Regions from separate parts of the Homo sapiens genome. Here all the other regions are linked to region 1. The links are chromatin loops, found by intact Hi-C in ENCODE. Cell type or tissue: HCT116. All regions are shown on one strand.

The links. A loop is a pair of places that touch in the nucleus more often than their neighbours do. Peaks named below come from ENCODE experiments on the same cell type or tissue, not always from the same donor. Only the 100,000 strongest peaks of a DNase experiment are listed, where the experiment ranks them.
Region 2: it touches region 1 in a loop (3-fold over the local background); 5 of 110 quality-filtered maps call a loop at or near these places.
Region 3: it touches region 1 in a loop (8-fold over the local background); 34 of 110 quality-filtered maps call a loop at or near these places.

The regions. Positions count from the first base shown.
Region 1 is chr11:124,957,305-124,965,304 of GRCh38, forward strand. It overlaps CCDC15 (coiled-coil domain containing 15), which reads left to right. Exons shown (of 16, transcript NM_025004.3): 3 at 1,811-1,960; 4 at 2,511-2,699. Among named protein-coding and RNA genes, the nearest start is that of CCDC15, 7.1 kb to the left of the region's middle. In HCT116, a CTCF peak has its summit at 4,871 (motif pointing right); a DNase peak (open chromatin) is centred at 4,897.
Region 2 is chr11:125,220,762-125,228,761 of GRCh38, forward strand. The region is part of intron 1 of PKNOX2 (PBX/knotted 1 homeobox 2); the gene reads left to right. Among named protein-coding and RNA genes, the nearest start is that of PKNOX2-AS1, 42 kb to the right of the region's middle. RefSeq lists enhancers at 3,512-4,124, 7,875-8,000. In HCT116, a CTCF peak has its summit at 4,130 (motif pointing left); a DNase peak (open chromatin) is centred at 4,120; H3K27me3 peaks cover 273 bases.
Region 3 is chr11:125,401,095-125,409,094 of GRCh38, forward strand. All of the region lies in intron 7 of PKNOX2 (PBX/knotted 1 homeobox 2), which reads left to right. Among named protein-coding and RNA genes, the nearest start is that of FEZ1, 91 kb to the right of the region's middle. RefSeq lists an enhancer at 7,660-8,000. In HCT116, a CTCF peak has its summit at 3,971 (motif pointing left); a DNase peak (open chromatin) is centred at 3,937; H3K27me3 peaks cover 3,144 bases.

The DNA of each region.
Region 1 (8,000 bases):
CTGGGCTGTAATGTCCAAGATGGCTTTCTTATTCACATATCTGACGCTTGGCCTAGGATGACTAGAATGTCTGGGTGCTGGTTAGATATGTTTCTCTTTTCACATGGCTTCTCTGTTTGACTAACTTGGGCTTCCTCACAGCATGGTAATCTCAGGGTAGTCTGAATTTTTATATGGTGCTGACTTCCTTCAGAATGAGCACTCTAAGAACAGAGGTGGAAGTTTCTTTATGACCTGGCTTGTAATCTTGTGGAGTAAAAGAGGAGCAGAGAAAATGGAGGTAAAAGAAAGAGGCCGAATGGCTTAAACTTGTCTGGGGCTTGAGTTAAGCTGGGTCAGTTGTTCAGGCTTCATTACGTATATATCTCTCCGTTGGAATTATTTTACCTAATTGTTCTTTGACACTTGTACACTCCACTAGAGTAGTTTATGGGATAGACATCTTGGAAATTTTAACTTAAATTGAAATTTGAATGCATTTGATTTTGAGAATTTAATGACAGCCTGTAAAATGATCTGAGGTACCCTTCAGAATTAGAAGTTGGAATCACTGAGTTAGAAGGAATAGGTACGAGATATGATGATGATTTTATTTAATTTGAAAATTCCTAGTGAAAGAGAGACATAGTCAAGAGAAAAGCAGTGTAGAGAGGAACATAATTGTTGGAGTCAGAAACTTCTAATTCTGCTACTAGTTAGCTATATTAAAATTACTTAATCTTTCTGAACTCCAGCTTCCTCATCTGTAACATAAGGGATAAGAATACCTACTGCCAAAGGTGGTTTTGAGGATAGAGTGCTACAAAGTAGTTAAAATACTTGTCACCTGATAGATCCATAATAATGATAAGTGCTGTTATGATGATGACTATGATTATTATTCAAAGCACTTAGAGGAGATAAATGCAGATCAAGAACTCAAATGGGATAAAGTGTTCCAGATTGTTCAGAACAAGCTTGTCCAACATGCGGCCATGGGCCACATGTGGCCCAGGATGGCTTTGAATGCGACCCAATGTAAATTAATAAATTTTCTTAATTAACACTATGAGTTTTTTTGTGATTTTTTTTTTTCTCATCAGCTACTAGTGTTAATGTATTTTATGTGACAGTTCTTCCAACATGGCCCAGGGAAGCCAAAATATTGGACACCCCTGGTTTAGAATATGTTTTGGAATTGAGCAATTATATAAATATATATTGACTACCCTTATAGTGAAGGCTCTGTACTAGATGCCGTAGGGGAAATAAAGGAGAATTGAATACATATCCTGTCCTCAAAGAGTTCATAATCTAGTAGGGGAGTCAAGAAGTACTATACTCAGTTAACATTGGTGAAATGAGAGGTGTTATAGCATAAGAGGGCTTAGAGAGAGAGTGTTGTGGAAGGTACTGGGGAGTGGGTATTAAATGGTTGTGAAAACTGAATAGGCCTTTACTAGGTGGAGATGAAAGGAAGGGCATGCCAGGTTAAAAATGGAGCATAATGCCAAATATGAAGACATTTTAACAATAGGACATATTTGGTGAGTGGTAAGTAACCTGGTGTGTCTTGACTATTTACTCCATTTTAGAAAATGTGTAACGTGTTAGGTTTTATTTGGTTCATTAAGATTTAATGAAGACATCGTTAGTTCTAATTCAATAAAAAATTTAAGATTTGATACTCATACATTCCATTTTTTTTTGTACAGAATGGAATTATTTTTTTCAGGATTGTATCCTTATCCTGACTGTTTTGTGTTTAAAACAGCCCTAATGGACAAAACTGCTAACATTTAAGTTCATTTTCTGTCTTTCATCTTTAAAGACATCAGCATATTTAATTGAAGAAGAACTAAAGGAACAGCTAAGAAAAAAACAAGAAGCTTTGAAACATTTTCAGAAACAAGTTAAATACCGAGTAAATCAACAAATTAGGTTGAGAAAAAAGCAACAGCTTCAGAAGTCTTATGAAAGAGTAAGTTCAAAAGTGAGCCTGAGTAAAGATTGAATGGAAAATATGTGTGTTATGAGATAAGCTATTAGGCAGTAACAGAATTGCTTTCCTTTGATTACATGCCTAATATAATCTAATTAACTAGTGAAGACAGTAAATTTTTTTTGTAGAGAAACCATGTTTTATTCCTGTGTTCTGACTCAATTTTTTGCTTTTACCAAGTAGTTAAAAGCAATGTCAGAATTTTGGGTTCAGACTTGAGTTTGAATTTTGGCTTTGCTACTTCTAGCTATTGACTTTTGGCTAATTACTTAACTTCACTGATTGTAGTTTCTTCATCCATAAAATAAGGATATGATACTTCTCTCATAGGATTGTGTGAGAGTTAGATGAGATAACCTAAATTATTAGCACATGGGAGGTGCCTGGTAAATGTTAGTTTCTCTGCCAGCTAAAGCCTCTCCCCTGCCCCCCACCCCAATTTAAAATCTTCTGAACTGCTTTAGAGGCATTATTTGATTGCTCTGGATTGGGGTAGAATGTTACTATCCCCCTTTCTTCTTTCGTGTAGGCACAAAAAGAAGGCTCCATAGCCATGCAGTCTTCAGCAACACACTTAACTTCCAAAAGGACAAGTGTTTTTCCAAACAATTTGAATGTTGCTATTGGAAGTTCTAGGTTACCTCCTTCCCTGATGCCTGGGGATGGAATAGAGGATGAAGAGAATCAGAACGAATTATTCCAACAACAAGCCCAGGCTGTAAGTACCTGTTCTTTTTATTTTATGTCTATGATATTTTCCCTATCCCCTAAACTATAAATATGACATCTAGGGTATGAGGTAGGGATTAAGAGTTATCACACTCAGCTTCACTTTTGATAATCATCCCCCTTTTTTTTTTTTTTTAGCTTTGTAAAGTGGGGAATAGTGGGATAATGCTTTTTAAAAATTTTAAATTTAAATTCATTTGTGTTTGGTAAGATACTCTAAAATTATCTAAAGAAAAGTGCCGCGGAGCCTGCAGTGAGCCGAGATTGCGCCACTGCACTCCAGCCTGGGCGACAGCGAGACTCCGTCTCAAAAAAAAAAAAAAAAAAAAAAAAAAAAAAGAAAAGTGCCAAAGTGCTAGAATTCAAAACCTATTAGAAAGCACTTTAGGTCAAGAACATGGATTTTCCAAGTTATATTGAAATTATATTCTAGGCAAGCTACTATTAGTTTGTAATTTACAGAGAGAAATAATTCTTACCTTCGTTGCAAAGAAGTTCAGTATACATAGGTGGCATTTCATTTATTATTTATCTTTGTCTCATTTTTCTTATTTTTGTTTTTTAATCTGATTATCACAATAAATGAATCTATAGTTGTAGGTTAAAGAATAATACATAGTAAATTCGTAACATATCCAGAGTTTTTGGAAAAATGTAATTTTTATTTAATGACTCATTTTATATACCTAATATTTAAAAATTAACCACTGTGAGTAGATTTCATCCATTCACATTGCTTGACTCTGTCCATTTAGCCCCCACCTTAGTATACCTGAGCTTTTGTCCAGTTGATACAGTCTTCAACTCTGCTTCAGTAATTGTTCTTCATCTTATTTAAAATGTATTACTAGAAATAATGAGAGGAAGAGAGAAAATATGGAAAATTATGAGTATGTGAAAATAAAAGCTGTATTACTGCTTAACATACTTGGTCAAAATTTAATTGTGCTATTAGTATAAATAGGAAAAGTTTAGAAGCACACATTATCATGTTGAACTACTATTAAAATTTTTTTCTTTGTCCACAACTATTTGACTCTTTCTTGTCATTGTTCAGTTTGTAATAATCATTTTTATTTGTTTAGCAAATATTTATTGAGCCAGGCACTGCATAAAGTACAAGGAATAGAACATTGACTTAAGACAGACACAGTCCTTGCTTTCGTGGTGCTTGTAGCTGTTAGTCCCACTGTAGTGAGGATTTTACTTCATCTGTTTAATACAAAAATAGAACTCATCAGTCAGCAGTATTTGCCTATGCTGTTTGTTATGGATTGTAGCGATACTAAGGAAATGTAAAATAGGACCTTCCATGGGTTTATATTTTCAGGTAGAAATACAAAACTAATAGACCACTCATTGTATCAGATAATAATATAGAGAGATTTTCTGTGTTTTGCAATAAAGTTGTGCTATGGGAGTTCAGAAATTTTTAAGGAAACAGTAGGGGAAGAATTCATGGGAGAGATAGACTTGAACTACACATTTTGTATTGGTAAATTCAAGAGAATTTGTTTTTCTTAGAGACGGAGTCTCACTCTGTTGCCCATGCTGTAGTGCAGTGGTGCAGTCCTGGCTCACTGCAACCTCCTCCTCCTGAGTTCAAGAGAATCTCCTGATTCTCCTGCCTCAGCCTCCTGAGTAGCTGGGGTAGGTGCCTGCCACCATGACTGGCTAATTTTTGTATTTTTAGTAGAGATGGGGTTTCACCATGTTGGCCAGGCTGGTATCAAATTCCTGAGCTCAAGGGATCCGCCTGCCTTGGCCTCCCAAAGTGCTGGGATTACAGGTGTGAGCCACCACACCTGGCCGAGATAATTTTTTCTTAAAAACCACCCAAACAAAAAAAAAGCCTAGAATCTCCAATGAGCCAGGTGTATTTGGGAATAAGTAATGGAACCTTTCTAATTGGTAGTTTATAATGGAGAATAACCAAAAATGGGGTTGGATAAGGAGGAGGAAATCAGGTTATGAAAAACCTTAAATGTCACAAGATTTTTTAAAGTTTTTATAATACCCCCACACTTTTTTTTTTAAAAGGACATGAACTACTGAAGAATGCTCAGTGACTTAACTATTTTGAGCCTGTAAACTTTGTCCATATGACTCCATGACAATAGATGCTTTCTGATCTTACCACTTCTGTTGCAGTTTTTATCCACTAGATGTCACCGTGAAACTAGACAATGAGACAGTTCAGGCACGAACTCCCTTAGTTTATCTAGAACTGGTTGGGTAAATGGTACACATAATTCACTTTCTGAATGTTAGTACACGTCTCAGTTTTCTCGTGTTGGTGTTATAGAAACATGTGATCTTGGAGTTGGAAGAGTTTCAAACATTCATCTGACATGTTGAAACATTTATACATGAAAGTATTTGATGTCTGGAATATACTTAAATAATAAAAGAATGAGGTAAAGTAGGGAGTTACGGATGAAGCAAGATTGGCTAGGAGTTGATAGTGCTAAAGTGAGGTATCCATATCTGTCCATGGTGGTTCATTATAGTGTTCTGATTACTTCTGTATATGTTTGAAGTTTTCCATAGGTTTGAATTTATTTATATTTTTAATTAAATGTTAAAAAAGAATATTATCTGGTCCTATCTTTCTCTGTCCAAGGAATTCAGTTCTTTTTTTTTTTTTATTATACTTTAAATTCTAGGGTGCATGTGCACAACGTGCAGGTTTGTTACATATGTATACATGTGCCATGTTGGTGTGCTGCATCCATTAACTTGTCATTTACATGAGGTATTTCTCCTAATGCTATCCCTCCCCGCTTCCCACCATGCCACGACAGGCCCTGGTGTGTGATGTTCCCAACCCTGTGTCCAAGTGTTCTCATTGTTCAATTCCGACCTATGAGTGAGAACATGCGGTGTTTGGTTTTCTGTCCTTGAGATAGTTTGCTTAGAATTATGGTTTCCAGCTTCATCCATGTCCCTACAAAGGACATGAACTCATCCTTTTTTATGGCTGCATAGTATTTCATGGTGTATATGTGCCACATTTTCTTAATCCAGTCTATCACTGATGGACATTTGGGTTGGTTCCAAGCCTTTGCTATTGTGAATAGTGCTGCAATAAACACATGTGTCTTTATAGTAGCATGATTTATAATCCTTTGGGTATATACCAAGTAATGAGATGGCTGGGTCAAATGGTATTTCTAGTTCTAGATCCTTGAGGAATCGCCACACTGTCTTCCACAATGGTTGAACTAATTTACAGTCCCACCAACAGTGTAAAAGTGTTCCTATTTCTCCACATCCTCTCCAGCACCTGTTGTTTCCTGACTTTTTAATGATTGCCATTCTAACTGGTGTGAGATGGTATCTCATTGTGGTTTTGATTTACATTTCTCTGATGGCCAGTGATGATGAGCATTTTTTCATGTGTCTGTTGGCTGCATAAGTGTCTTCTTTTGAGAAGTGTCTGTTCATATCCTTTGCCCACTTTTTGATGGGATTGTTTGATTTTTTCTTGTAAATTTGTGTAAGTTCTTTGTAGATTCTGGATATTACCCCTTTGTCAAATGTGTAGATTGCAAAAATTTTTTCCCATTCTGTAGGTTGCCTGTTCACTCTGATGGTAGTTTCTTTTGCTGTGCAGAAGCTCTTTAGTTTAATTAGATCCCATTTGTCAATTTTGGCTTCTGTTGCCATTGCTTTTGGTGTTTTAGTCATGAAGTCCTTGCCCATGCCTGTGTCCTGAATGGTATTGCCTAGGTTTTCATCTAGAGTTTTTATGGTTTTAGGTCTAACATTTAAGTCTTTAATCCATCTTGAATTAACTTTTGTATAAGGTGTAAGGAAGGGATCCAGTTTCAGCTTTCTACATATGGCTAGCCAGTTTTCCCAGCACCATTTATTAATAGGGAATCCTTTCCCCATTTCTTGCTTTTGTCAGATTTGTCAAAGATCAGATGGTTGTAGATGTGTGGTGTTATTTCTGAGGCCTCTGTTCTGTTCCATTTGTCTATATATCTGTTTTGGTACCAGTACCATGCTGTTTTGGTTACTGTAACCTTGTAATATAGTTTGAAGTCAGGTAGCGTGATGCCTCCAACTTTGTTCTTTTTGTTTAGGATTGTCGTGGCAATGCGGGCTCTTTTTTGGTTCCATATGAACTTTAAAGTAGTTTTTTCCAGTTCTGTGAAGAAAGTCAGTGGTAGCTTGATGGGGATAGCACTGAATCTATAAATTACCTTGGGCAGTATGGCCATTTTCACGATATTGATTCTTCCTGTCCATGAGCATGGAATGTTCTTCCATTTGTTTGTGTCCTCTTTTATTTAGTTGAGCAGTGGTTTGTAGTTCTCCTTGAAGAGGTCCTTCACATCCCTTCATGTAAGTTGGATTCCTAGGTATTTTATTCTCTTTGAAGCAGTTGTGAATGGGAGTTCACTCATGATTTGGCTGTTTGTCTGTTATTGGTGTGTCGGAATACTTGTGATTTTTGCACATTGATTTTGTATCCTGAGACTTTGCTGAAGTTGCTTATGAGCTTAGGAGATTTTGGGCTGAGTCGATGGGGTTTTCTAAATATACAATCATGTCATCTGCAAACAGGGACAATTTGACTTCCTCTTTTCTTAATTGAATACCCTTTATGTCTTTCTCTTGCCTGATTCCCCTGGTCAGAACTTCTAACACTGTGTTGAGTAGGAGTGGTGAGAGAGGGCATCGCTGTCTTGTGCCAGTTTTCAAAGGGAATGCTTCCAGTTTTTGCCCATTCAGTATGATATTGGCTGTAGGTTTGTCATAAATAGCTCTTATTATTTTGAGATATGCCCCATCAATACCTAGTTTATTGAGAGTTTTTAGCATGAAGGGCTGTTGAATTTTGTCAAAGGCCTTTTCTGCATCTATTGAGATAATCATGTGGTTTTTGTCTTTGGTTCTGTTTATGTGATGGCGTACGTTTATTGATTTGCATTTGTTGAACCAGCCTTGCATCCCAGGGATGAAGCCAACTTGATCTTGGTGGATAAGCTTTTTGATGTGCTGCTGGATTCAGTTTGCCAGTATTTTATTGAAGATTTTTGCATCGATGTTCATCAGGGATATTGGTCTAAAATTCTCTTTTTTTGTTGTGTCTCTGCCAGGCTTTGGTATCAGGATGATGCTGGCCTCATAAAATGAGTTAGGGAGGATTCCCTCTTTTTCTATTGATTGGAATAGTTTCAGAAGGAATGGTACCAGCTCCTCTTTGTACCTTTGGTAGAATTTGGCTGTGAATCCATCTGGTCTTGGACTTTTTTTGGTTGGTAGGCTATTAATTATT
Region 2 (8,000 bases), 260 kb after region 1:
TCCTCCGAAGTTTCAAAGGCCAGCATCTGTAGCACTAGGGACAGGGTGGAGGCCCAACCAGTAGACACAACAGCAAAATCCTACATTCGCCACTGGGTCAGTACGTCCCAGGGAGAGGGCAGGACTTTGTGTTCTGCTCCCATTTCTGTTCTAATTCTAATCCCAGCACTTTGAGAGGCCGAGGCGGGCGAATCACAGCCTGGCCCACATAGTGAAACCCCGACTCTACTAGAAATACAAAAAATCAGCTGGATGAAGTGGCGGGCACCTGTAATCCCAGCTACTTGGGAGGCAGAGGCAGGAGAATTGCTTGAACCTGGGAGGTGGAGGTTGCAGTGAGCCGAGATCGCGCCACTGCACTCCAGCCTGGGTGACAGAGTGAGACTCTGTCTAAAAAAAAACAAAACAAAAATTGTCACCATCTAATTGGCTCTGCAACTGCTGCTGGAGTGGACTCTGGGGCTGTGAGCCTGGCACTGGGGCATCCCAGGAGATAGTGGACTAGGGTCCACCCAGGGGCACCTTGGTACTGGTGGCAGTGGGAGAGGTGGATGGGAAAGGGAAGCCAGGTGAGGGGAACTCTAGGCAAAATAAGCATGAAGTGTGTGGCATCCATGTGATAAGTGCAGTGTGTTTGGGGCACATTTACCCCCTTTGGTGAGAACAGCAGTCTGCTAAGCAGCCCACCCTGCTCCAGGCCCGTCTGCAGAGTTGGGGGCCAGAATGAAAAATGGACCCGAGAGCTAACCGCAGCCACGCCGTTTAGTGTTGGAGGCGTATAAGTCAGTATGTGAGATACGGCCACACTCTTGGTTTTAGTTGTAGCTGGAAAGGATTAGAAGACAATTAATAAATCATATAGTGCCCTGAGTTTAAGTAGCTTGTTATTATGGGCTGCATATATTTATTATGCTTCACTGAGCAACACTGGCACATTTCCTTCGACTGTCACACAATTTGTATGCAATTTGTTTCAGTAGGTTTTTTTTTTAAATGCACATATAAATTATTAACCTGCATTCTTCAGGGCAGATTGCTGGAATCCCTCCTCCTCCCCGACCACCCCGTGTGAGTCTCATAAAAACTTCCTGTCCCCAAAATGACAGTAGTGCCATGACCTACAGCCCACTGCCCGCCCGGGCTGTAGAAGAATCACTTGCTGTCGCCTGGTTGCGTACCTGAGGCAGAGACCTAACACAGTTGGGAAGAAATCAAATGCGTATTTTGGGGTGATTGGCGGTGCCTGGAGAGGAACTGTTGATGAGAATCATGCCTTTCAAAGCTGCAGTGAAAATAAATCAGAGGGACAAGGAGAATTGGCCCTTGAACAAAGCTGGGAACTTGACCTGGAAGCCAGAAGCACGTCAGACACTGATGGCCCCAAACTCTTCCTTGTCTGAATGAGGAAGCTGAGCCCACAGAGGGGTGACAACTGCCTTGGGGCCACAGTGATGGGTCTTTCCTCATCCTGAGCCACCCCCCTTGCTCTCTTCCAGTTGGGATTTTTTTCTGGGGCTGACACGGATGCCTTTCCTTCAACCTTTCTCTGAGGTGCACTGGGGGGATCTTCTCCACACTTTCTTCAGGGTTGAGGCTATGTTGTCTTTTTGTTTTTCTTGGTGGAGCAGTTTGATGTTTTTCATGTGATATTTTTAGTTGAACCCTGAATGATTATAGCCCCTTCTCACAAAAATTCTCACCTGAGTACCTAGGGACTGGGTTAAAGAACAGTCTGACTGGCTGGCCTCTGCTCTTTCCAGATGCCTTTTCTAACATCTATACAATGTGCATCTGTCAAGCACCTAATGTGTAATAGGTGCTCCTGGTGTGTGTGTGTGTGTGTCTGTGTGTATGTGTGTGTATGTGTGTGTGTATGTGTGTGCGTATGTGTGTGCTGTGTATGTGTGTGTGTATGTGTGTGCGTATGTGTGTGTATGTGTGTGTGTGCTGTGTATGTGTGTGTGTATGTGTGTGTGTCTGTGTCTGTGTGCCTGTGTATGTGTGTATGTGTGTGTGTATGTGTGTATGTGTGTGTGTGTGTGCGTGTGTATGTGTGTGTGTGTTGCATCGAAAGGTGTCTCTGCTTTCATCTTGCTTTCTGCATTGTTGGGGTGACCCAGCAACTGGAGGAGTCCATGAATGTTGAATGAATGAATGAGCCTAGTTAGGAGTGAATGCAAGCAGCTTCTGAACACACCAGACAACCTACAGGAAGAGCCCGGCAGCCTGGAACCACCAAGAAGGATTCTCGTCTGGGATTTTCTAGATGGCTAATGGTTTACTTCTTCAAGTACCCTGAGGATGTTGTAAATATTACAAGTGGACATCCTCCCTGTCTTCTTAAGTAAATTATCTGGAACATGATTGAGCCTCATTTAATGACACATTGGTTTGCCCTTTAACTCTCTCCTAGGCCAACCCTCCATACCTCAGTTTACCTTCTGGGGAAGCCCACACTCTTCCTCTTTTAGTCCTTTTTTTTTTTTGAGACAGAGTCTCACTCTGTCATCTAGGCTGGAATGCAATGGCGCAATCTTGGCCCACTGCAACCTCCGCCTCCCTGGTTTAAGTGATTCTCCTGCCTCAGCGTCCTGAGCAGCTGGGATTACAGGCACCCGCCACCATGCCCAGCTAACTTTTTCTATTTTTAGTAAAGATGAGTTTTGCCATTTTGGCCAGGCTGGTGTCAAACTCCTGGACTCAAGTGATTCACCTGCCTCGGCCTCCCAAAGTCTTGGGATTACAGGCATGAGCCACCACGCCCAGCCCTCTTTTAATACTTCTAATCAGCTGAGGCTCAAGGTACCAGGTAACTTAGTCTGTTAGAAATATGTGTAAAACCAGAGTAACGAAGCCGTCAGTAAGGGCCTGAGAGTTTTCCTTTTGAACAAGGTTCATAAACTTTAATGCAAAGATTTCGTGGCATGTACTTTGACTTCCAGAAGATTAAAAAACAAAAAAAAACAACTGTCCTCTTTCCTCCAGTATTTTTATACTACGTTGGATCTATGAAGCTATTGAATAGCTAAATCACATGCTGGTGAGGAAGGCATTTTTGGCTTAGAAACGATGACATTGCAGCTGGGAGGCTGTGAGTGAAGGCCACAAGGGTTGGTAAAGGCATGATATCTCCTAGTTGGCTTTCAAGAAGGTCACACTGAAAGTTCTCTGATTCAATTATTTTAAGCCACAGGAAGGCAATTTAGCGACAAGAAGGGCCTCTTGTTACTGGCGATCTTGCACATGAGTCTTGAGAAGGCAGCGGCTGCTGCGGCCTTGCTCACACAGCTTTTCCCCTTTGCCCCTGGACGCTGCTAGCTCTTCAGTCCGCCAGAAACACAGCTGCCTTTGTGTCTTCTTCTGATGGATGTCTCAGGCGGACCTTCCTGCAGCCCAACAGAGGGTTCTTCCAGCAAGTCCTGCCTCAGCAGGGCCTTCCCTGGCCTCTCCGTGCCTGGGGAGTCGCCCGGGCCAGCCCATCCAGCCGGTGCCACCCACAAGCTCTGTGGCTGGCAGGTGCCAGGTGGAGACTGTCAGCTGCTCAGGAGAGAGATTGTTCAGGGTAGTTACTGCTAGCAAGGGATCCCATTTTATCTACCTGCCATCAGAGTAATCTGTCCTCTGCTGGAGCCCCTCGGAGGAGCCATGCGCAGGTGAGGCAGGCAGATGGCCGTGCAGTCAGGGTGACTTGGGTTGGAGATTGAAGCTGCCGGCCTTGCCTGGGAGGCCGAGGCCTGTGCTGTGAACTCAGGAAATCTCCCGCCCCTTGCCTGTTTATGGTGAAATCAGGCCTCCCTCAGAAAGGCAGTTTTCCTACTCCGTTTGTTCTCAGATTGGTGTTATACCCAGGAGCCAAATTAGTGGCTAAGAACAATTGGAAACAAATGCTCTTTCAGCATCCTGCTGTGATCCCAGATCCAGGTGGGGACACCAGCCGCGGCTGCCTTCTCCACTGAGCCACCCCTCCGCAGAGAATCAGCATCCCAGAACCATTCAGCACAGCCAAACTCCCTCATAATCAGCCAGCACCGTACACATCTGTCTAACCTCAGTGAAACAAGCTGGAGCCCTGTTAAGTTATTTATGAAACAATATTCAGGACCGCCCCCCGGAGGCAAGTTAGGGAATAATGAATGGGAAGTGCCGTGGTGCCCTTTGGAGAGGACTGTGGCAGGCTTGCTGGAGTGGGGTCCATCTCCCTCCCCCAGGGTCTGGGTGCTGGGTGCTCCCTCCAGTGGCCTTCGGATGGCTGCCTGGATGGCATCTTTTCTGAGATGCCAATGACTGTTAGCTTGGCTTGGATTTGATAGTGAAATTCTTTCTACTCCCTCCAGCACTGGTCTGAGAAAGTGTGGCCTACCCTCAACATGCCCCTGTCTGGATGTGCCTGCCCCAAAGGGGAGTGAATAGAAGGTTCTGAAACGCCTGCTGGGGAGAACCCGTCCTGCAGGACCTATAGAGCTGCTGGATCATACTTAACTCCCTAGTCAACTGGTTGTCTGTCCCCTCATTAGACTGTGGGCTCCTTGAGGGCAGGGAACTGGAATTGCTGTTCGTCATTGACCCCCAGCCTAGTGAAGGATCTGATGCTCAGAAAACATTTTGTAAATGAATGAAGGGAATTACTGGCATGACTTCCAATCCTGGACTTCTCTAAGTAAGTCTCCACCACTCTCTGAACTGTTTCTTCAAATGTGAAATGAGGAGGTCAAGAGAGATGATCTCTAAGAGTCTGCCCAGGCCCATCCATCTCACTTCTAGCACTGACTTCTGCACTGAGCTGCCCCAGACTCCAGCTCCCCCACCCACTGCCTCTGGGCTGGCTTACTCCTGGAGGGCACAGCCCACGGTAGCAATGTCCCCTCTGGCCTGGCGACCCTGGCTTAGTCATTATGCAGGGTTTCCAGTCTGGGGCTGGCTCTCTGGTGCCAAATACTGTCCTCTGCCTGTGCTGTTTTCCCCTGATGCATCTTCAGTCTGTCACTTTTCTCAGTCACACAGTTGAAAATTTCCTCCAAAGTAAAGTTGGATGCAAAATGAGGTCTTGTTAGCACAAAGAGATGCATGTGTTCTGCCCTGGGGTGCACCTCCTGGGTAGGCTGTATTTCTTTTTTTCTCTGAGCTAGACCCTTCTCCACAAGGGGAATTAAAGGCCTCTTTATTTCCAACCAAATGAGAAAAGCCCAGGGATCAACCTGTAGCCCATCCACATCCCTTCATCACACTGCCTTTGTTCAGGAAAGCAGAGGTGTGGCAACTTGCCTCCTCCTTTCTGCCTGCTGCAGAATTTCTCTTGCTTCCTGTGAACCAACAACAGCAATATTTACTTGCACAAGACACGTAATATTAACTTTTCAAAGTATGTAATTATTTCATTTCATTTTTACAATATGTCTGCTTTGCAGGCAAGGCAGGAATAGACATCTGGATTTATTTGACCCCTCCAAAGATTTATTGGTGTCTGGTCCAAGATTTCTTGGAATTTTAGGACTTTATGGCTGAATGTGAACCCAGTGAGTATCTTCTCCACTGATTTTTAACCTCTCAGGGGATGTGGATAGCCTTGAAATCTTGGTAAAATCTGTAAACCTCTCCCCGGAAAAACTTACACACAAATACTATTCTGGGTAAAATTTCCAGGGATTTGTGGACTGCTACCACCTTAAGGTTCTTCTTGCTCTGGTACAGCCGCTGGGTTGAATAGATGAGGAAGTTGAGGCCCAGAGAGTTAGGGCAATGTGCACAGAGTCATAACACTATGAGGACAAGGGCCGTCTCCTAGGTCCTGTCTACACCCTTTCCAACACGCCAAACCATTACTGACTGCTGCATCACATTAGGTGCCCAAATCCTCTCATCTCTTTCTCTTCCTCCTATTCCCCTCTTCTTTTAGATTTCCTGCTTATCGTTTTATTGCTGTGGATATACACCTAGATGGTACAACTAGGAGCGTAGATACTCTCCTACACTCCTAATTGGCCCCCTCTCCTACCCTCACCAGGTTTTTTTTTTTCCTTTTTTTTTTTAATCCTAAATCGTTGCTCATTTTTCCAGTGTCAGCCTTCTGGAGTTGCCTTCCCTGTTGCAGGCTGGCCCAGCTGTCCCATCCTCAGGAACACAGTCCCTCCTCCCTGGCAGCCTCTCCTCTGACTTCTCCCCGCTGGGGCTGGGAGGCTCTGGGTTCCTTGCTCTCTCTGTCAGGCCTTGGCTCCCTTATCCTCTCCTTGGACTGATGAGCTGCTCCTTCCCCTACTCCTAAAGATCTCAGGCTCTTTATTTTTTTATTATTCTTGATAGAAATTGGGAGATATTAGTGGTGGCATATATACGTATTTTTAAATTGTGGTAAAACATATATCACATAAAATTTGCCATCTTAAGCATTTTTAAGCACCCCTGATAGCTCTCAATGACACCCTGCGCTGGCTGTCCTGGAGTCACCTGGGGGAGGGAGGGAATGGGTTGCTAGATGGTGCATGTCAGTAATTTGCCTTGGTGTTTGATGACATTAAGTATATTCGCATTGTTGTGCAACCATCACTGCCATCCATCCACAGAACGCCTTTCCTCTTGCAAAACTGAAACTCCGTAGTCAGTAAGCAACAACTCCCCAGTCCCTCATCCTCCACCTCAGCCTCTGGAAACCACTAGTCTACTTTCTATCTCTGTGAGTTTGACACTCTCAGTACCTTGTACAGGTGGAACCATACAGTATTTGTCTTTTTGTGACTGGCTTATGTCACCTAGAATAGTATCCTCGAGGTTCATCCATGTTGTAGCATGTGTGAGAATTTCCTTCCTTCTTAAGGCTGAATCATATTCCATTGGATGTAGACGTATGCATGCCACATTGTGTCTGTCCACTCATCTGTTGATGGATACTGGGTTGCTCCCACTTTTGGCTGCTGTGAATAAAGCTGCTATGAACACAAGTGTACAAGTATCTGCTTCAGTCGCCACTTTTGCTTCCTTTGGGTTTATAGTATGTAAAAAGTGGAGGCATGTTTTTAAGGTGTCTTAATTATTTTCTGCTGTCCCTTAAGTCAATATTCATTTTCTTCATTAACGCCGTTTGAGCAACTACTGACCTCACTGGGTCTGTGGCACCTGCTGCAAAAGGCAGTTTCTCAGAGAGCCCCGGAGGAGCCACAGAGAACAGAAGAGACTTTCTACCAGCCTTGAAAGGCTCAGGAGGCCCCCTGCTGCCTCCACTGCTGGTCCTGGCTGGAGCAAGCCTGGGTTAGATGAGGGTTAGAACCCAGCTCAGCCGTGTATCAGTGGCATGGCATGACCTTGGGTAGTGTACTGCTCCTCTCCCCTCCTTTGCTTAAAAATCAGTTAAACAAAAAAGATACAATAGCCTTAACATTCTAGAGCAACTCAGTCCTGCACAACCTTCCACGATGACAGAAACGTGCTCCATCTGAGCCGTCCAGTATGACAGCCACTAGCTACATGTGCTGTTGAGCACTTGAAATGTGGTGAGTGAGAATGAGGACTGAATTTTACATTTCATTTCATTTTAATTAATTAGAATTCGAATTTTAAAAGTCACACGTGGCCCTTGGCTACCTTATTGCACCATGCAGCTATAGAGGATGAAAACGGGTGGCAGTCATGTAGTCCATAGAAGGAGCTCAGCAAGCCCAGTGTCTGGCACATAGTAAGCACTCAATAAATGTTTGCTATTATTAGGTCTTAGGTGTCTTGCTTTCTGGCCCACCACACCTGATGGCTCTCAATGACACCCCACACTGGCTGTCCCGGAGTCACCTGGGGGAGGGAGGGAAGGTGTTGCTGTATGGTCCATGTCAGTAATGAGCCTTGCACTGAATGTTTCTGGTCTGCTACTTTCCCTGGAGGGTCATGTGAGCCGGAGTGGTATGTGGCCTGCTTTGCAAGTGATTAACATGGTGTAAGCAATCTGCATAGAGAGAAAAAACCCTCGGTTGGTATTCCATTATTCTATTAGAGTTTCGGAGCCAGGATTAAGTGGACAT
Region 3 (8,000 bases), 440 kb after region 1:
AAGGGGAAGCCAAAGGAGGAAAGGAGAAATAGGAAGAAAAATAAAGGGAAAGAAAGCCAAATATGCAGGGTCAACATTCAGGAGGGAAGCAGAGACAGGCTGAAGAATTGGAGGAAAAGAGCAAGAGAGAGAGACAGGGAGGCACACAAACCCAGGAAAAGGGAGACGATACTGAGAACGACGGGGCAGAAGGACAGACGGAGAGAGGAACGGCAGCAAGAGTGACAGCAAGTGAAAGGACAATGCATGTGGCTCAGTGCGCAGCCAGGGTACGAGGAGGCGGGAAAGTCAGGAGGATGTGCTATGTGCTGCTCCTGTTGTATTACTCAAACTTGCCCCTGCATTTTCTCTGACTGCCACTGCCTGCTTTGCTCAGGCTTCAGGGGTAAATACGGTAATTACACATAGGCTATGGCAGGAGCTTCCTAACCTGCTCTCCTGCCTTCTCTGGCCATCCCTCGGCCCACTTGCACACTCACACGTCTCTTAAGCCTTCCCAGGACAGGCCCCTGTCATTATTGCACTAAGGTAGGGGCCGGGCTTGCATGGGCTCTCCCAGGAAGGAGAGGCCCAGGGCTGCTAAGAATCGGGGACCGAGACTTTCAGTGCAGGAGGCAGGTCTTGGGTTCAAGACACAGGAGCCTGTATGAGAGAGAGAAAAGGAGCTTGTGAGTGTGTGTGTGTGTGTGTGTGTGTATGTGTGTGCACACGCGGGCACATGCATTCGTCATGGTTCACCCTTAATCCCCCCGGCCTGAAATAGCCTGAGCACCAGCCTGGCCTGGGGAGGGGTGTCTCCCCTCTGGAACATGATCCTCTGGATCAACATTCCAGCCGCCTGCCAGCTTTGTTGCAAACTGCTGGCTCATGGTTTTCCCTGTGTGCTAATCATCCAGCCTTGTGTTGCAAAGCGGGAGACATTTTTGTTTTCAACTTGGTATCCCCACTCCCAGATGCTATGCCGTGTCCTCCATCCAGATCGATGGGTTGAGCGTTTTCCTGCTCGGCCTTCGATTTCTCTGTGTGAGTCTTCTCTGCTGGGCAAAGTGGAGATGGGAAGTAAGGGAGACTGTTCTACCAAGCAGGGGACTAAAGCAGACTTTCAAAGACCTGGGCCACAGCTAGATTTTCCCCCTCCCTAGGAACCCATCCTGTGCTGCAGGCACCCAATGACACCCAGGCTTCCTACTCCTCAGAGCCCAGGCTTCTTGTGGGGGCAGGATCCTCTGTAAGGAGACTGGTTCTAGACCCTACTCTGGGTTCTCCTGTCCTTCCTAGAGGGCGCAAATGGAACCATTCCACTAGAGAGACACCTCACTCAAGTATTAGTTTGACCTGAAATTCATCCTTTTTTCTCTGTGGAGATTTAAGCCTCAGCTCTATTCCAGGCAAATTGGATTGAATCATGGTTCTCATTCAATTGCCAAGCGTTTGGGGGGCACTCACTGTATGTTCTGTGCTAGGTCCTGTGAGAACAGACACAAGCCATTGTCCAAGAGGAGCTCCCAGTCTCAGGGAGAGAGAGCCATGAGTCACAATGAGGATCTAGATAAATCATGTCAGCCGTGAAATGCTCAGGGTCAAGAGTACAGAGGAAAGGAGCAGCCAAAGAGATGGGGAGAGGAGCTGCAGGCAGGGATTCTGGATTGGGTGATCCACATGTGTGGCTTGAGGTTGCCCCAGTCTCAACTCAGCATCCTTCATCCTTCCTCAGAGGGGGACCAAGTCCCAGACCCAGCCCTCACACCTTCATGGCCAGTTTGTTCCTGCTCCACAATAGGATAAACAAACCTCAGTACAGAGTGGAGAGGACAACAGGAGGATTTTGCCCATTGTGATTGGAGAAGTTACAGATTCATTGGCCTTGGGAGGGCTTCCTCTGGGAGGTGGCATTTCAGGCAGGCTTGGTGAGAGTTGGTAGCCTATTTGGCAACCTTTATAAAGGTGAGTGTTTCCAATGTAGCAAGAAGTCTGAAAGAAGGCGAGAAACAGAGAGAGCCAATCAGAATCCCTAGAGAGGAGATGGGGTGAAGGGGGCTCATTCATTCACGCATCCTGCATCCATTCAGGCACCTCTGGAGCCTACTGAGTTCTGGGGATATAAAAAATGGATGCGACACAGTCCCAGGTCTCCAAGTGTAATGATGGAGTACCTTGAAGCCAAATGTGTGGGAGTTCTGTTTTGGGGCTAATAGTGGTGGCCGACTGCTAAAGACTTTAAAGGTAGTGGAGAATGTAGGCAACAGGGTCAGGGCTGGAGACACGCTGGAGACAAATCAATTGAGCAGCCACATCTTGTATTGGTCCAAGAAGAGCTGGCAGAAGGAGGGGAGACGGTGAACATTTATTGAGCTCCCCTCTGTCTCAAACATGGTGTGTACTAGGTGCTTTCCACAGATTATCTAATTTACTCTTCATGACAGGCTGCAAGGTACACATGATTTTCTCCATTTTACATCCAAGAAAAGAGAAGCTGAGAGAAGTGAAGACCCTGGCTCAAAGTCACACACCTAGCAAGTGCTGGAGTCCGGGATGGGCTACTCCAGAGCCCATGTTCTTCTTGCTACATGGGGATATGTTTTTGTGACACATGGGGAGAAGAATCAGGGGTCCTGGGACCTGGGTGGAGAGTGATGACCCTACCTAGCTATTGGTCAGTGGGGTAGGGACTACAGAGGAAGAAGCCAATTGCTACGAAGCAAGAATTTGGATTTGCTAGTAGACTGGAAGTAGGGAAATGAGAGGTACAAAGTTGAGGACATTCTGAGATGCTAGGCCCAGCTGCCAGATGCGACTCTGCAGCTCTGCGCCTCCCCAGCAGAATAGGAAGGGGGCTAATCAATGCATCCCCACCTGAGAAGGGTGGCACTTGCCTATTGACCTCTAAGGAATTTTGGATTTTCCAGATTGGCAGGGGGCGGAAGGGGTAGGGGGCCATCACCTCAGCCAGGACCCTAGAGGTTCTGCCCAGTGGCTAAGCATCCTGAGGACAGGACCAGGGAGAAGACTGGATGGGGCTGGGGTAGGGGGCAATCTACCCTGGAAAGATCACTACTTAGATGGACAGGGGGCATCCCTAGACTGAAGTGGAATAAAATGAGCCACACTGCCTGTCACAGGCATTAAAGCTGTCTCTTCTGCCGGTTCCTCACCCCCAGCCCTGCAGCCGTGGAGCCCAGAGACCAGAGGGTGGCCTTTGCCGCCAGGCTAGTGAAACCTGAGCGCTTCTCCCGCCTGAGAAGGAATGTTCCTTAAGAGCAGCAGCTGCTGCTTGTCCCCACAGGCCAGAACTGCCTTTCCCTTGAGACCAAGGCCCCCAACAGGAGTGGAACAAGAACAGGATTAGGTGGCTTGTTTACATGTGCTTGGCTTTCCCGAGTTTGGGAATCTGGCTTTTCTTGGTCTAAGACAGGGCCCTGGCTCTGCCAGAACGGAGGGATGCTGCCGGGAAGGGGTGTCTGGGGACAGGGACAACCTCTCCACCCTCCTAAGGCACATTTGCGCGGGCACACACACAAACACACACATCACACACACACAAACACACACACACCACCACACACAGGAATACACCCACAGCCTTAGGCCAAAGTCAGACCACACATGTATCTCGCATGTACCATGCACTTAACATTGCGCTAAGCAGTTTCGGGGAATTCAGAGAAAGACCCCTCTTTCCCTCAAAAAGCCTGCCACCAAGCTAGGGAAAGACGACGCCTGCATTAGAGAGAACCATTCTGTTGTGTCCAGTATGTAAGGCAGATGGGAGGCTTTGAAGAGTCCAGAGGACGGGCCGCGGCTGTGCCCTGGAGAGGTCAGGACAAGCTTTCCAGCAGAAAGGAGACATTCAGAACCGACCCCCACCCGCCCCGAGCCCAGGCAGGGGAGCCGCCAGCACGCGCCTTCTGGGAGGCTTTGGTGAGTGTGGTCTGAGCCGGTGGATCAGCAGAGACCTCTAGTGGCCGGGGGGAGGATGGCAGGTGGCTGGGGCTGGCTCCGCACTGCACCCCACTCCGGCCACCGACTCACCGTCACCCACCCTCCCACACAATCCTTAGGAAATGGCATGGGCTCTTTTACAGTCCTCAGCTGGAAGGATCTTTGCCAGGCCATCCCGTTCATTCCCCTGTTTCACAGGCATCCAAGTAAGATAAAAATTCCACCTATTTCAAAACAGCTTAAACAGAAACTTTTCTGTCATTTATCTCCTTCACTCCTTCATGTCTTTGTCCCATTCTGGTTTCTTCCAGGAATTCCTTCCTTGAGTGGAAATGAAGTCTTCCTTGAGTTTCCCAGGGCAGTTCAAGCCCTTTCCCTATTAAAAATGAAGCACGGTGGCTCACAGGGACAGACAGCTCTTCCTGGGCTGACGTGAGACCGCTGTGCATTCATGTGGGCCCCTGCACCCCCCACTTCCAAAAGTCATTCCACAGCTTCTCATCGTTTCTTAGTAAGGCCTTCCTTTGGAACAAGTCATCTTTCTGCTGTTCCAAATGCAATTTGGAGTAAAACTCCCCTGGGGACCACTGAGGTCTGTGAAGAATGAGTGGCAGTCGCAGTTCCAGGGTGTTGCAGCTGGCCCAGAGGATGGTGCTCGGGAGGCACCAGTTCTCTGCCATTCCAAACCCAAAGCCCTGCCTTGCTCTGCCCCTCCTGAGAGGCTCCTGCTTCTGAGTCTCAATCAACAGCACACAAGGAACAGGAGTGGGGCCGCTTCCAGGGGTGCCCATGGAGCCCGGCGTGTTGGTTTTCATCTGATTCCCAGGCCTCAGGCAGTTTCCAGAGGCTTGGGGACACCACGGCTGTCTTCCTAGTGGAACAAAACGAACAGAATTCTTGGGCTGGATAACCAGCTGTCATCCCCAGGTTCCTGGATAATTCCAGCAGGGATGTGAGGCTCTGGGTGCTGAAAAAAGTAACTAGAACCGTACCAAACACTCTTCTCACTTCCATCTGGGTGCTAAGGAGCCTAGAGGGGAGCAACTCTGTGTCTAGACACAGTGGCATCTACCTGGGTTTGGAGTCTGATAAGCCCTGAGGGGAAGCTGTCAAAAAGCTAATAATACTGTGTGCTTAGCCAACATGTGCTCCCCACGGGGTTTCCACCGCTGCTCTGGAAGTTCCTTCCTCAGAAAAGAGAGTCAGACCCTCCTTGTCTCCATTCCACGGCTCTAGAGACTAAGCCTGGACTGGAAATCGCAGCCAAGTGGAGTTGTGGGGCTAGTCAGAGACGATGCTTAGGATCCTGGGACTCGACCATTGCCCAGGAACATCTCAGACAGGGAGACATGTAGCCAGGTTTGCACAACTCTGCCTGCGTGCGCAACCCCAGCTGAACCCCTTCCATTGCTACGTAAAGAACTCAAGTGGCTTGAAGGCTTCTAGGACAGGTTTTTAAATCCCAACTGTACGACTCCCTAGTTGAGTGACCTTAGCCAAGGGAAGTGGGAAATAAATTATTGGATGGCTAAATGTGCCAGGCACTGTGCTTGCATTGGAGCCTGTCTGACCCCGAAGCACATATCCTCTCTCTGTGAGCACTCGTCCTACACTCAGAGCCAGAGGCCTTAGGCTGGAGGCACAGTTATTTGACTCTGGGAAGTCACTTCCATCCTCTCTGGACCTCAATCTCTCTTCAGGCAAATAGGACAGTCCTGCTGACCCCATGGGGTGATGGTGACATTAAAATGGAACAGCGTGGTGAAAGCTCTCTCATACTCAGCGTGTACGATCTTTGGGACCATCACAAGGAAGTTTTTAGAAATATAGATTGCTAGATGATGGGTGAGGGTCTTGACCCAGTGGCCCTGAGAATCTATGTCTAAAAAAAAAAAAAAAAAAAAAAAAAAAAAGCACACTCAAGGCAGGTTTGTGAAGCAGCTCATGTTTACAGATGTAAGGGATGAATATCATTTCCCCAGACCTCCGGGATGCCAAAATTTTGCTTCCTCTTCCCTGCCCCACCTAAAACGTTGCCAGTCCCAGCCCTGCCCTTGGACTCTATCTCTGAAGGTTTTTATTTTATTCCTTCACTGATAGAATCTGGCTGCCTCTCAGCACCTTCCAGCCAAAGACCCAGGGAAGGGAGAGAAGGGTAGGAAAGAGAAGGCTCTGATCCAATGCATAAATTGCCCTTAGTTACCCAAATTGGGTAAATTGGCATGGAGGGTATCCAAGCCACAAGGTGGAGAAGCAGCCAGGGTCTGAGTAAGCAGACGAAGCATCCAGGTGGTGGCTCACCCTCTGCCTTTGGCTAGGAAACAATGTGTGTTGGTTGAATCCCAAGGGACACATCTTGTATTTATTTTACTGACTTTGCTTGTATTTTTCTAACCTTGTTGGGTACTTTTTTGGGGGTGAAGAAAGTCTAGGACAACCTTTTATGTTTGAAATTCTCAAATATCCCTACCAGAAGAGGCACAGGCTAGCATGGATGATTCCAAACAAGGGATTGAGAAGTCACTTCCACTGGTTTTAAGGTGAATGGCATGGAGGTACCCACTCCCCCATTAAATTTACCTTCAAGCCTGGTGTGGTGGCTCACGCCTGTAATCCCATGACTCAGGAGGCTCAGGTGGGAGGATTACATGACCCCAGAAGTTTGAGACAAGCCTGGGCAACAGAGCAAGACTCTCTACCCTGTCTCAAAAAACAAACAAAAAAAAAAGTAAATTTACCTTCCGAGTTTGCTTCAGCTTCAAATATAATATCAGCACGGTTTACACACCATGAGAATGGTAGGCTGGGATGTTGGAACAAGGAGAACTCAAACTCAGAGCAGTCTCATCGCTGAAAACTCAGGCGTTGAGGGTCCCGGTGTCACATGCACTGTATACATAAGGAGATGAGGCCCACAGAAGGGTGGTGACGAGATTGCCTTTCCTCCAGTGCCCACGCTGCTTCTGGACTTCTGAGTTTTAGTTGTTTTTATCTGTTCACCTTGCCTGCAATGATGATTGGTTGACCTGCAGGATTCAAGGAGCATTTGCAGCCCAGAACCGGTGTAGGGGGCATTTGTGGGTGAAGGAGATCTGTGTTCTAGTCCTCTGGCTGCTAACGGGCTGTGTGGCCTTGGGAAGTCCCAGGCATCTCTAAACCTCAGTGCCTTATTTGTACTTCAGGGAGGGGAAATGTGTGGCTTCCAGGGGCTCTTCCAGTTTCTAGGCTTCTGCATGGCAGACTCCATTTTAGACTGCGACTGCAGGAACAGAAAGGCCAAGAGCTCTGCTCAAAGTATAAGCTTCACGGGCTAGGCGGCTCCCACGGGGCCCCAGGAAGGGGAAGCCAAGGCAAGAGCTGCCCCCTCTGTTCCCCAAGGTCACAGCAGCAGAGGTGAGCTCAGAATAGAAGCAAGGCCTCCATCGCCCCACCCACCCGGAGGAGCCACACCAGGAGGCCCGTGCGGCAGGTGGGTGGGAGGAGGGCGTGCTTGGCTCCTCTCCTCCTGGCGCTGCTTATTTATAGGAAATACTCCTCCAGCTCTTGGGCCAGAGACAACCCAGGAGAGTAAAAAAAGGCAGCTCTGGAGGAGACGCCAAGGGGGATTTAATCAGCTGAATCGAGTGAGATGTATAAATCAGTGCCGACTTCCACTTCCTGACAGGCTCTGCCAGGTTCTGTGTTGTCAGGGTCTGGGAGGAGATTCGCCATGGCTGTCCCCCGGGCTGTAACACTTTCCCTTCGTTGCTACAGGTAGGCAGTCACTGGCTCGAGGTTTCCTCCAAACACAGATTTCCGGGCTCAAAACCCTAGACTTGCCCTGGAGGCTGAAGACCCAAGCTTCTTCAAGTCCTAAAACAAAAACCGGGAAGCTGGGGCCTTCTTTTTTGCCCCATTTTGTCTATTTCCTTGACCATTTACCTGTCTCTAAATCCTTGCAGTTCACGCCTTACGATTCCAGCATTTGAGCATGGGAATGTCGCCGAAATGGCCATTGGACCTGTTAACTGGTTCAAGCCCCGTCTTCAGATGAGGAACCGTGGCTAGGAGGAGCTAAGAGA